Linked DNA regions of Homo sapiens: region 2 is linked to region 1. Evidence: chromatin loops called from intact Hi-C (ENCODE). Cell type or tissue: Caco-2. All regions are shown on one strand. Each heading gives the region's core, and the rest is flanking DNA. Links, peaks and the distances in the headings are about the cores only.

Region 1 (5,380 bases), core at 76-5,075:
AAACACGGCTTTAAAAAGCTATATACTTAGCCAAGAAATGTATTTACTGAGTGCCTCTTATCCACTGGGTCCTATGGTAGGCACTTGGGGATTCAATGCTGACTACAATAGATACTGTTGCTGCTCTCCTAGGGATTACAGTGTGGGTGTACAGAATAATCGCTAAGAGCCTGAGGGGTTTTTTGTTTTTCGTTTTATTTTTGAGACAGGGTCTCACTTTGTCACCCAGGCTGGAGTGTGGTGGCATGATCACAGCTCACTGCAGCCTCGACTTCCCAGGGTCAAGCAATCTTCCCACCTCAGTCAGCCTCCTGAGTAGCTAGGATCACAGGTGCGCACCACCAAACCTGGCAATTTTTTTTTTTTTTTTTTTTGAGATGGAGTCTTGCTCTGTCACCCAGGCTGGAGTGCAGTGGTGCAATCTCAGCTCACTGCAACCTCCACCTCCCGGGTTCAAGCGATTCTTATGCTTCAGCCCCCACAAGTAGCTGGGATTACAGGCGTGTGCCACCATGCACAGCTAATTTTTGTATTTTTAGTAGAGACGGGGTTTCGCCGTGTTGACCAGGCTGGTCTTGAACTCCTGGGCCCAAATGATCCATCTGCCTTGGCCTCCCAAAGTGCTGGGGTAACAGGTGTGAGCCATCACACCCAGCCAAGCTTGAGTTTTGAAGTGAGTTAAAGTTGGGTTTGAATTCTTGCTCTGATACTTGATGGCTGGGTATCTTTGCATAACTTACTTAACTACTGTGAGCCTCATTTGTAAGATGAGAATGATGAAGATAAAACCCATCTCATAGAGTGGTTGTAAGGACTGAACTAGATAATTCATGTAAAACCCTTAGCACAGTGCTTGGCCCAGAGTGATCGAAGCCCTGTGCAAATGACTGGACTGAAAAGGTAATTGAAGCACTAGATGCTGTCCCCACTATAGGAGAGGAAGAGAAGAGTGCTGTGGAGACAAATTGCCTGTCAAATTAACATCGTCATAGGATAAAAACCCAATGCCCTGAGAACACTTGGAGTGGATCAGCAGTATTTCACTTTTAAAAATGGGCATTGCATCTTGTTCTCTACTGAATACTGATTTTTCATTTGCACTGCAGGTGATTTGCATGGGAAACTGGATGATCTTTTTTTGATCTTCTACAAGGTAAATGATGATTTTGCTAAATATTAACATTTTTCTTGGGGGAGGGCAGTCTTAGGGCAGATAACAATATTAGTTTTACTAGAGATATGTACTAATACAGATATAATGTTACTGTTTTTAACCAGGAGGCTCAAAGATTTGTAGAGCCATATCTTTTTTTTTTTTAACACACATCTCATAAATTTTTAAAAAATTGTACTTTGGGTCTTCATTCTACATTATTGTTGTCTGTGTATCCATTAGGATTTGTACCGGATTGTATTTATTGTCTTTATCGCATCATAAATGTCTAGATGGTACAGGATGGGGAGGGATGCAGTCTGTTTTATTTTAATTTTGTTCAGGGATGAGCATGTCACATACCAGTCTTCTCTTCCAGTGCACACTAATTATGCATGAGTGGAGTTGCTTATGATAAGGAATAAGTTCCAGCATGCTCTCTTTTCTCCCCTGATTCGCCATCCATGGGCTCAGTTGTTCTTCCAATGCTGTGCCTCCTCTTCATTTATTGCATTTGGCTTGTGAGAGCCAGCACAGAGGGCACAAGACTGCTTGGCCAGCATGGATTTTCTCTGCATCTCTTTGATTGGATTTTTTTCTGTCTCTGGGCCAAGAGTTACAGCCTGAATGTTTGCTTCAGGGATGGCTGACTGCATATGGAAAACTGATCTTGAGATCCCTGCCTTCACAGCGGTTACCCCTTTACACTGGTCTTCTGAATGTCTCTTTTTGATTAATGCATTTATTGTTCATCTACTCCTGTGACCCCCACAACTAGCATGTCAAATAATTGGGCGTAGCGTAGGTATCTCAGATGGGTGGAAAGAAAATATATTCTGATTATTATTGTTACCAGAAAGGGGTCCCGATCCAGACCCCAAGAAAGGATTCTTGGATCTCGCACAAGAAAGAATTCAGGGTGAGTCCATAGACTAAAGTGAAAGCAAGTTTATTAAGAAAGTAAAAGAATAAAAGAATGGCTACTCCATAGACAGAGCATCCCCAAGGGCTGCTGGTTGCCCATTTTTATGGTTATTTCTTGATGATATGCTAAACAAGGGGTGGACTATTCATGCCTCCCCTTTTTAGACCACATAGGGTAACTTCCTGAGGTTGCCATGGCATTTGTAAGCTGTCATGATGCTGATGGGAGTATAGCCGTGAGAATGACCAGAGGTCACTCTTGTTGCCATCTCGGTTTTGGTGGGTTTTAGCTGGCTTCTTTACTGCAACTGTTTTATTAGGTTGGTGCAAAAGTAATTGCGGTTTCTGCGTGCTCTGGTTCAAACACCTCTAACATTATTGTTCCTGGACCAAACTGAGGGTTGGGCTGCTATTTCTCATGGCCCAATAACGAGATACAGATGAACTGGGAAGGAAGAGAGTTTTTATTTCTGTAAGTGGCTCCAGGGAGAAGGCCTGGAAATTATCACCAGACCAACTCAAAATTAGAAAGTTTTCCAGAGCTTATATACCTTCTAAGCTATATGTCTACGTGTAAGTGTGCACTCATCTAAAGACGTAAGTGATTAACTTCTTTTCATCTATAACTAAGGTCTGAGTCCTGAAGACCTTCCTCTGGAGCCTCAGTAAATTTACTTAATCTAAATCGGTCCAGGTGCTGGGGTGATTACCCTTATCTTGTCTCCTGCTAAATCATGGAGGTTTGCAGAGTTCCTTCAGACCCCCAATCAACTTGTTTGTGGAGGCCTGGGGAGTTTCTTCACATCCCCAGTAAAACTTGTTTAATCCTAAATAGGTCCTGTTAAGAATTCCTTCGTTATCTTGCCATGCTTTAACGCCCAGGAAAGGCCTAGACAAAACTCTTGGTGGGCTTTTGTTACATTCCAGCCTTTGTATAGGGCACTGGCTCTTTGAGCTTTTAATATTTAACTGAACCACTCAGTCAGTACTGAGACAGTTGTTATGGAGGCCTGCGTTAGTGAGACCTGGCCTGCCACATTTTGATGACCAATCAGTTCCACTCTTTGAGGCTGTGAGAGCTTGAGTAAGCCATACAACCTCCATGAACTGCAATTTTTTTTTTCAGCTGCAATATTATCTTGAGCTTCCACCCCATAAGAGGTTGTATTCTGGATAAAATAAGTATCCAAAAGCATTTTTAAAATAATAAATTATAATAGAAACACAAGGTTTTCACTTCATGCATTAGATTAGCAGCTTGGAAGGGAAGAGGACAGGCCAAACCAGGAGTGGGTAGAGCCAGCACCTAGGAAGAGGTTCCGTTGAGACTTCAGCAGGCCCAAGCCAGGACGTAGAGTGTGACTGTCAGAGAGTGTCAGGAGGTGTCCCAAGTAGCAGATTGGTGTAGGAAGTCCAGGCGAAGGTTTGCTGGCAGGGAGCCGAGGGGGCTGGTGAAAGAGCAATTCTGGACATCAGCCACAGAATCTAAGCTGGGTAGGGAAGGAAGAGAAGCCAGGATGGGCCAGTCAACTGGGAGAAGTAGGAGGGTAGTAGGACTGGAATGCTGACCGACTGTGTCAGGGAGCAGGCTGACTGCAGTGAGGGCCTTAGGAGGTAGGATGGTGGGAAGTGCAGGGGGAGCAGTCCCAGGGCAAGGGATGCCCTGGGGTGGAGCCTAGAACATGGGCAGCCCAAGCCATCGAAAGAGAGTATTGGCGATGAGGTGGGCAAGGACCTGGAAAGCAGGTGTGTTCAACAGTGGGGGGCACCACGTGGACCCAGATGAGGAGCAGGGGAAGGAAGTTTAGTCAGAGGTCATGGGCCTGAAAGGAGGGTGGTGGGGTGTTTCTCTGTGAGCAGCCCTGGGGGCAAGCAGAGCCTCCCCTGCTCCTGGGCCTGAGGTGGGTGTCCTGGGGATGGGTGGGTCCTTTCCTTCAGAAGGGCTGCAGGAGTCAGGAGTGCTGCTGTGCTCTGGAGGAAGCCCAGGCCTATGGAGGAGAGAAGCCTTTCTGAATAAGTTGAAGGTGGAAGGGGCTTCATTGACCATGAAATGGAGATTCTACTGGCCCCACTGGAGTGCCATGGGAAAGGTGGAAGGATGGACAGGGGATGGGATTTATTTAATTTGGGACGTAGCTCCACACCAAATGTTCAGAAGTGCGGTCCGGCTATTGTTGACAATTACAATGTGAGGAAGGAGGAGGGGGCAGGGCATGTGGAGAACAACAACAAACCTGGTCATTCTTTATCTAGAGTCTTGAGAAATATATAAAAGGGCAAATAGTTGAGTAAATTAAATCGGGAACGTAGTCACTAAATTCCAAGGCATTTAGAAAAGAAAATTTCTTTATTTCGTATGAAAGTGCGATAAGGGATAGGACTCTGGAGTAGACAGATGAGAAAAGAGAATTCTAACATATTTCTTTAATTCTGTCTGCAAAACTATATGGAACATATAAAACTGGAAGGTGCTAATGTAAAGATTGAACAGGAGGAGGTGGGTGGTAAGAAGTACTATAAAAGGAACTAAAGGTGAAAATATAGCATTCAAATGCAAGCAAGATATATTTGGAGAGCTAACCAATGACAGTGCTAAGGAAATGGAGATTGCTAGCCCAGTGATGAAAGACTAGGGCACTATTATATTTAGGATGGATTTGGGTAGAGAGGTGAGAGGGATGTCTGGAAAACAGAAGTGTGCAAGAGCCATGGATTAGAATTCTGGCAGGCGTGAGTGAGAAGAAGGTAAAATGCATCTTGGACATGGAGTGAACCACATACACCAGAATCTCGAAACTGCCTGGTTTAAGTGGGGAAACCGAGGGAAGAGCCATTGATGACAGCAAGTTTCCACTTTAAGAAACTGAAAAGAGATCTAGTGTACAACACGAGGACTATAGGTAATAAAATTGTACCATATATGGGATTCATGCCAAATGAGTAGATTTTAGCTGCTATTGCCACAAAAAAACAAAAATTGGATAACTATGTCAGATGATGGATACTTTAATTTGCTTCACTATAGTAACCTTTTTACTATATGTATGTATTCTGTAACATCATGATATATTATACCTTGAATGTACATGGTAAAATTTATTTTTTAAAAAAGAAGAAAATAGCAACAATGATAAAGCAATGGGGAAAATAGCTGATCAATAATATCATTAGTATTTTCAACAGCGGTACAGCAGAAAACCCGGAAACTATATTATTATTTTAAAGGAATTTATAATAAGTGAATAAATACATTACTTTCATTTATCTAGAAAAAGGAAAAAGGCCGGGCACAGTGGCTCATGC
Region 2 (5,380 bases), core at 144-5,143, 85 kb after region 1:
CTGATCCTTCTCAAGTCCTACCCCCACCACCTCTCTCTATTTGGATGTGCTTCTATGAGCCTATATGGAAGATCAGAAGTGCTCGAAGGACTCAAGAGCATTGAAATGGTAAATGTGTGAGTAAAATCTAAATGAATAATAACCTCTTATAAGAGTTAAAATAAGAGTAAAATTACAGAGACTAAATGATAACAATAGTTAGTACATAAGTTGATGAGAGAATAAATGGAGTTAAAGGGTTCTAAGGTCTTTTTATTGTCTAAAAACACGGTCAAAGCAACAATTAACATTAGATTGTGATGTCAAGAATGCATGTTGTAATCTCTAGAATAACTGGTTTAAAAAAATAGTAAAGGTATATAATTTCCAATCTATAGAGAGATGGAATAATAACAATTTTAAAAAGAAGTCAAAAGGGAAAAAGAATATAGAAGAGATAAGCCAAACAGTAATATGGTAGATTTAAATCCAAATATTCAGTATAAATTGATTAATTATCCCTGTCACGGAAACTATCACCTTTGATGGTTTAGGACCACTTCCAACTAAACAAACTCAGGCCTCTGGAGGAAGGCCTAGTCATCCCAATTAAATTCATCATAAAGTAGCCAGCCCCAGCTAACCCACCAGCCAACTGAAGATGCATGAATGAGTTCAGCTGAGATTACCTGAACCCATCCAGGCCAGAAGAACTGCACAGTTGAAGCTAGCCCAAATTGCTGATGTACAAAGTTATGGTCTTATGAACCCCCAAAATTTGAGACAGGTCTCAGTTAATTTAGAAAGTTTATTTTGCCGAGATTGAGGGCACGTGCCCATGACACACCCCCAGGAGGTCCTGATGACATGTGCCCAAGGTGGTCAGAGCACAGCTTGGTTTTACACATTTTAGGGAGACATGAGACATCGATCAACACATGTAAGATGAATATTGGTTTGGTCCAGAAAGGGGACAACTCGAAGAGAGGAGGGGGCTTCTACATCACAGGTAGGCTAGAGACAAACGATTGCATTCTTTTGAGTTTCTGATCAGCCTTTCCAAAGGAGGCAATCACATATGCATTTATTTCAGTGAGCAGAGGGATGACTTTGAATAGAATGGGAGGCACGTTTTCCCTAAGCAGTTCCTAGCTTAGTGATTTTGGGGACCCAAGATACTTCCCTTTCACAGTCCAAATAAGTGATTGCTGGGTTTTTTGTTGTTGTTGTTAGTTTGTTTGTTTTGAGATGGAGTTTCGCTCTTGTTGCCTAGGCTGTAGTACAATGGCGTGATCTTGGCTCACCACAACCTCCGCCCCCCCAGTTCAAGCGATTCTCCTGCCTCAGCCTCCCGAGTAGCTGGGACTACAGGCATGCGCCACCACGCCTGAAGGGGTGGCCTGCCCCTCCGCACCTGTGGGCGTTTCTCGTCGGGTGGGGCGAGAGACTGAGAAAAGAAAGAGACACAGAGACAAAGTATAGAGAAAGAAAAGTGGGCCCAGGGGACCGGTGCTCAGCATACGGAGGACCCGCACAGGCACCAGTCTCTGAGTTCCCTCAGTATTTATTGATCATTATCTCTACCATCTCGGAGAGGGGGATGTGGCAGGACAATAGGGTAATAGTGGGGAGAGGGTCAGCAGGAAAACATGTGAACAAATGTCTCTGTGTCATAAACAAAGTTAGAAAATGTGCTGTGCTTTGATGTGCACATACATAAACATATCTGGTGCATTAAAGAGCGGTATTGCCGCCAGCATGTCTCACCTCCAGCCTTAAGGCGGTTTTCTCCTGTCTCAGTAGATGGAACATACAATCGGGTTTTACACCGAGACATTCCATTGCCCAGGGACGAGCAGGAGACAGATGCCTTCCTCTTATCTCAACTGCAAAGAGGCCTTCCTCTTTTACTAATCCTTCTCAGCACAGACCCTTTACGGGTGTCAGGCTGGTGGACGGTCAGGTCTTTCCCTTCCCACGAGGCCATATTTCAGACTATCACATGGGGAGAAACCTTGGACAATACCTGGCTTTCCTAGGCAGAGGTCCCTGCGGCCTTCCGCAGTGTTTGTGTCCCTGGGTACTTGAGAGTAGGGAGTGGTGGTGACTTTTAACAAGCGTGCTGCCTTCAAGCATTTGTTTAACAAAGCACATCCTGCATAGCCCTAAATCCATTAAACCTTAAGTCGACACAGCACATGTTTCTGCGAGCACAGGGTTGGGGGTAGGGTTACAGATTAACAGCATCTCAAGTCAGAAGAATTTTTCTTAGTACAGAACAAAATGGAGTCTCTTATGTCTATTTCTTTCTACATATGCCCAGCTAATTTTGTATTTTAGTAGAGATGGGGTTTCTCCATGTTGGTCAGGCTGGTCTTGAACTCCCGACCTCAGGTGATCAGCCTGCCTCAGCCTCCCAGAGTGTTGGGATTACAGGTGTGAACCGCTGTGCCCGACAGTTGCTGTTTTTAAGACATTGAATTTTAGAGTAGTTTATAATGTGGCAAAAACTAAATTATAAGGAAAAGGATATCTACAAGTGGAGTGCTATCCTAACAAAAACTGAAATATGTGTCAGTAATTTTAGGACAAGGTGTTAGTGTGCCTGGACCAAACTGAGGATCGGGCTGCTATTTCTTGTGGCCCAATAACGAGATGCAGTTGAACTGGAGAGGAAGAGAGTTCTTATTTCTGCAACTGGCTACAGGGAGAAGACCTGGAAATTATGGCCAGGCCAATTCAAAATTACAAAGTTTTCCAGAGCTTATATACCTTCTAAGCTGTATGCCTACGTGTAAGTGTGCACTCATCTAAAGACATAAGTGATTAACTTCTTTTAATCTGTAACTAAGGTCTGAGTCCTGAAGACCTTCCTCTGGAGCCTCAGTAAATTTACTTAATCTAAATGGGTCCAAGTGCTGAGGTGATTACCCGTATCTTGTCTCCTGCTAAATCACGGAGGTTTGGGGAGTTCCTTCAGACCCCCAGTAAACTTGTTTGCAGAGGCCTGGGGAGTTTCTTCAGACCCACAATAAAACATGTTTAATCCTAAATGGGTCCTGTTAAGAATTCCTTCGTTATTTTGTCATGCTTTAAGGCCCAGGGAAGGGCTAGGCAAAACTCTTGGTGGGCTTTTGTTACATTCCAGCCTTTGTATAAGGGCACTGGCTTTTTAGCTTTTAATATTTAACTTAACCACTCAGTCAGTATTGAAACAGTTGTTATGGAGGCCTGTGTTAGTGAGACTTGGCCTGCCACATTAGGGCAGAGGCTGGAAAAGCAGTGAGGAAACAGCAAAACCTGGAAAATTAGCTAGGAAACTGCTATTGCAGGCTACAAAACATGGTTACACATGTTATGTGGTTTTGAAACAATTTCCAAAAGTGTAGTTTATGATAATATGGAAGATGGAAAAGCTTCTTAATGAAATTTGGATTTGACTAAGGAGGTCTACAGGCAAAATGTTGAAAGTGACAGCTGATTGGTCCTAGCTGTGTATAATAGAGTATAAGAAAAGAGAGATGAGCCAAAGCAAAAACTGTTCAGTTTTCAAGCAGGATTTATGAGGAATATAAAGGGGCCAGGGCAGGCTGAGTTGGAAAATAAAAGTACTTTTAATCTCTATCATCCAGCTAGAAGATTTTCAAAGTAAATGAAAACCTGAAGTCAACTTCTACTTCTGGCCAACATGGAGTAACAGGGACCAGATGTATCCTCCTGATACAACAAAAACAAAAGACAGAATATCTGAAACAATTATTTCCAAAACACTGCACATCAGGCACTAAAGAATAGTCATCCTGGAGAGATGAGAAATGAATGAGGTAAACCCTACAATTGCTCCAGCTTACTCCCTTCAGAGAGTTTACAGGCTGTGGCACAGGGAGGGGAAACTCAGGCAAAGCCAGAAGAATCCCTAAATTGGGAGTCCAAGGTGGCTAGAGTTTGTAGGACATAGTCCTGAAGAGGAGACAGCTGCACAGAGAGAGAACTCTGGAAATCTGCAGAGGCTTCCCCTCAAGTTTTTAGCAGAAGGCTGAGCAGGGCATGCACATGAGGAAATTACCTGAGGCCAGGGAAAGAACCACCCGCTGCTCACTTAGGGCCCAGAATAAAGCCTTGTCCCACTAATTAGTGTGGAAAATCTCCTGATTTTTGGAGCATTGGATAGAGTACTCCAAAGGACCTTGCCTCAGTGGTGGGGAATAATTAGCTTTAGACTAAATACTGTTCTCATTCCATATAATTCACCTTATTAACAAACCAAAAAAATCATATGAGTATCGCAGTAAACATAGATGTTGAATAAAATCCAACATCCATTTCTGATCAAACTTCTCAGCAAACTAGAAACAGAAGGAAAATTCCTTAACCTAATAAAGGGCATATATGAAAAACCTACAGCTCTGGCCAGTATAATCAGTTAAGAGGAAGAAATAAAGACATCCAGATTTGAACAGAAGAAGAAAAATTATCTCTATGTGCAGATGACATGATCTGATGGACTGTACAAAAGAGCTACCAGAACTAATAAGCTAGTTTAGCAAGTTTGCAGGATATAAGATCAATATATAAAAATCAGTTTTACTTCAATATACTCACAACGAACAATCAGAAATTGGAATTTAAAAACCAATACTGGCCGGGTGCAGTGGCTCACGCCTGTAATCCCAGCACTTTGGAAGGCCGAGGTGGGCGGATCACCTGAGGTCGAAAGTTCGAGACCAGCCTGACCAACATGGAGAAACCCTGTCTCTACTAAAAGTACAAAATTAGCCAGGCGTGGTGGCACATGCCTATAATCCCAGCTACTCGAAAGGCTGAGGCAGGAGAATCACTTGAGCCTGGGAGGCGGAGGTTGCGGTGAGCTGAGATTGCACCATTGCACTCCAGCCTGGGCAACAAGAGCGAAACTCCATCTCAAAACAAACAAACAAAAACCAACAACAACAATAGCAAAACCAATACTATTAAAAAGAGCTTCGAAAAATGGAATATTTAGCAATAAATGTGACAAAGTATTTGCAAGTTGTGCACTAGAAGCTACAAATATTGCTGAGGGAAATTAAAGAAGATCTAAATAAATCTTGAGATATACTGTGTTGAGTCAGAAGACTCAATAATGTGAAGATCCCCAACCATTCCCAGTTTATTAATCCATAGATTCAACACAGTCCCAATGAAAATCCCAGCAGCCTTTTTTTAAAAAATAGAAATCAACAGACTAATTCTAAAATTCATATGAAAACGCAAAGGAACTAGAATAAGCAAAACAACATTGACAAAGCAGAACGAATTTAGAGAACTAACACTCTACCTTATTTCAAGATGTATTATAAAGCTCTACTCATTAAACGGTGTGGTATTGGTGTAAAGATAAATAAATAGGTTAATAGAACAG

Evidence for each region. Hi-C counts contacts between places; a loop is a spot of excess contacts. Peaks named below come from ENCODE experiments on the same cell type or tissue, not always from the same donor. Only the 100,000 strongest peaks of a DNase experiment are listed, where the experiment ranks them.
Region 2: it touches region 1 in a loop (4-fold over the local background); 1 of 110 quality-filtered maps calls a loop at or near these places.

What each region holds. Positions count from the first base shown.
Region 1 is chrX:18,760,424-18,765,803 of GRCh38, forward strand. It overlaps PPEF1 (protein phosphatase with EF-hand domain 1), which reads left to right. Exons shown (of 16, transcript NM_001377996.1): 6 at 1,107-1,153. Among named protein-coding and RNA genes, the nearest start is that of PPEF1, 55 kb to the left of the region's middle. In Caco-2, for the core only: no CTCF peak of the experiment used is centred there; a DNase peak (open chromatin) is centred at 2,888.
Region 2 is chrX:18,845,123-18,850,502 of GRCh38, forward strand. No RefSeq gene overlaps it. Among named protein-coding and RNA genes, the nearest start is that of PHKA2-AS1, 42 kb to the right of the region's middle. In Caco-2, for the core only: no CTCF peak of the experiment used is centred there; a DNase peak (open chromatin) is centred at 2,979.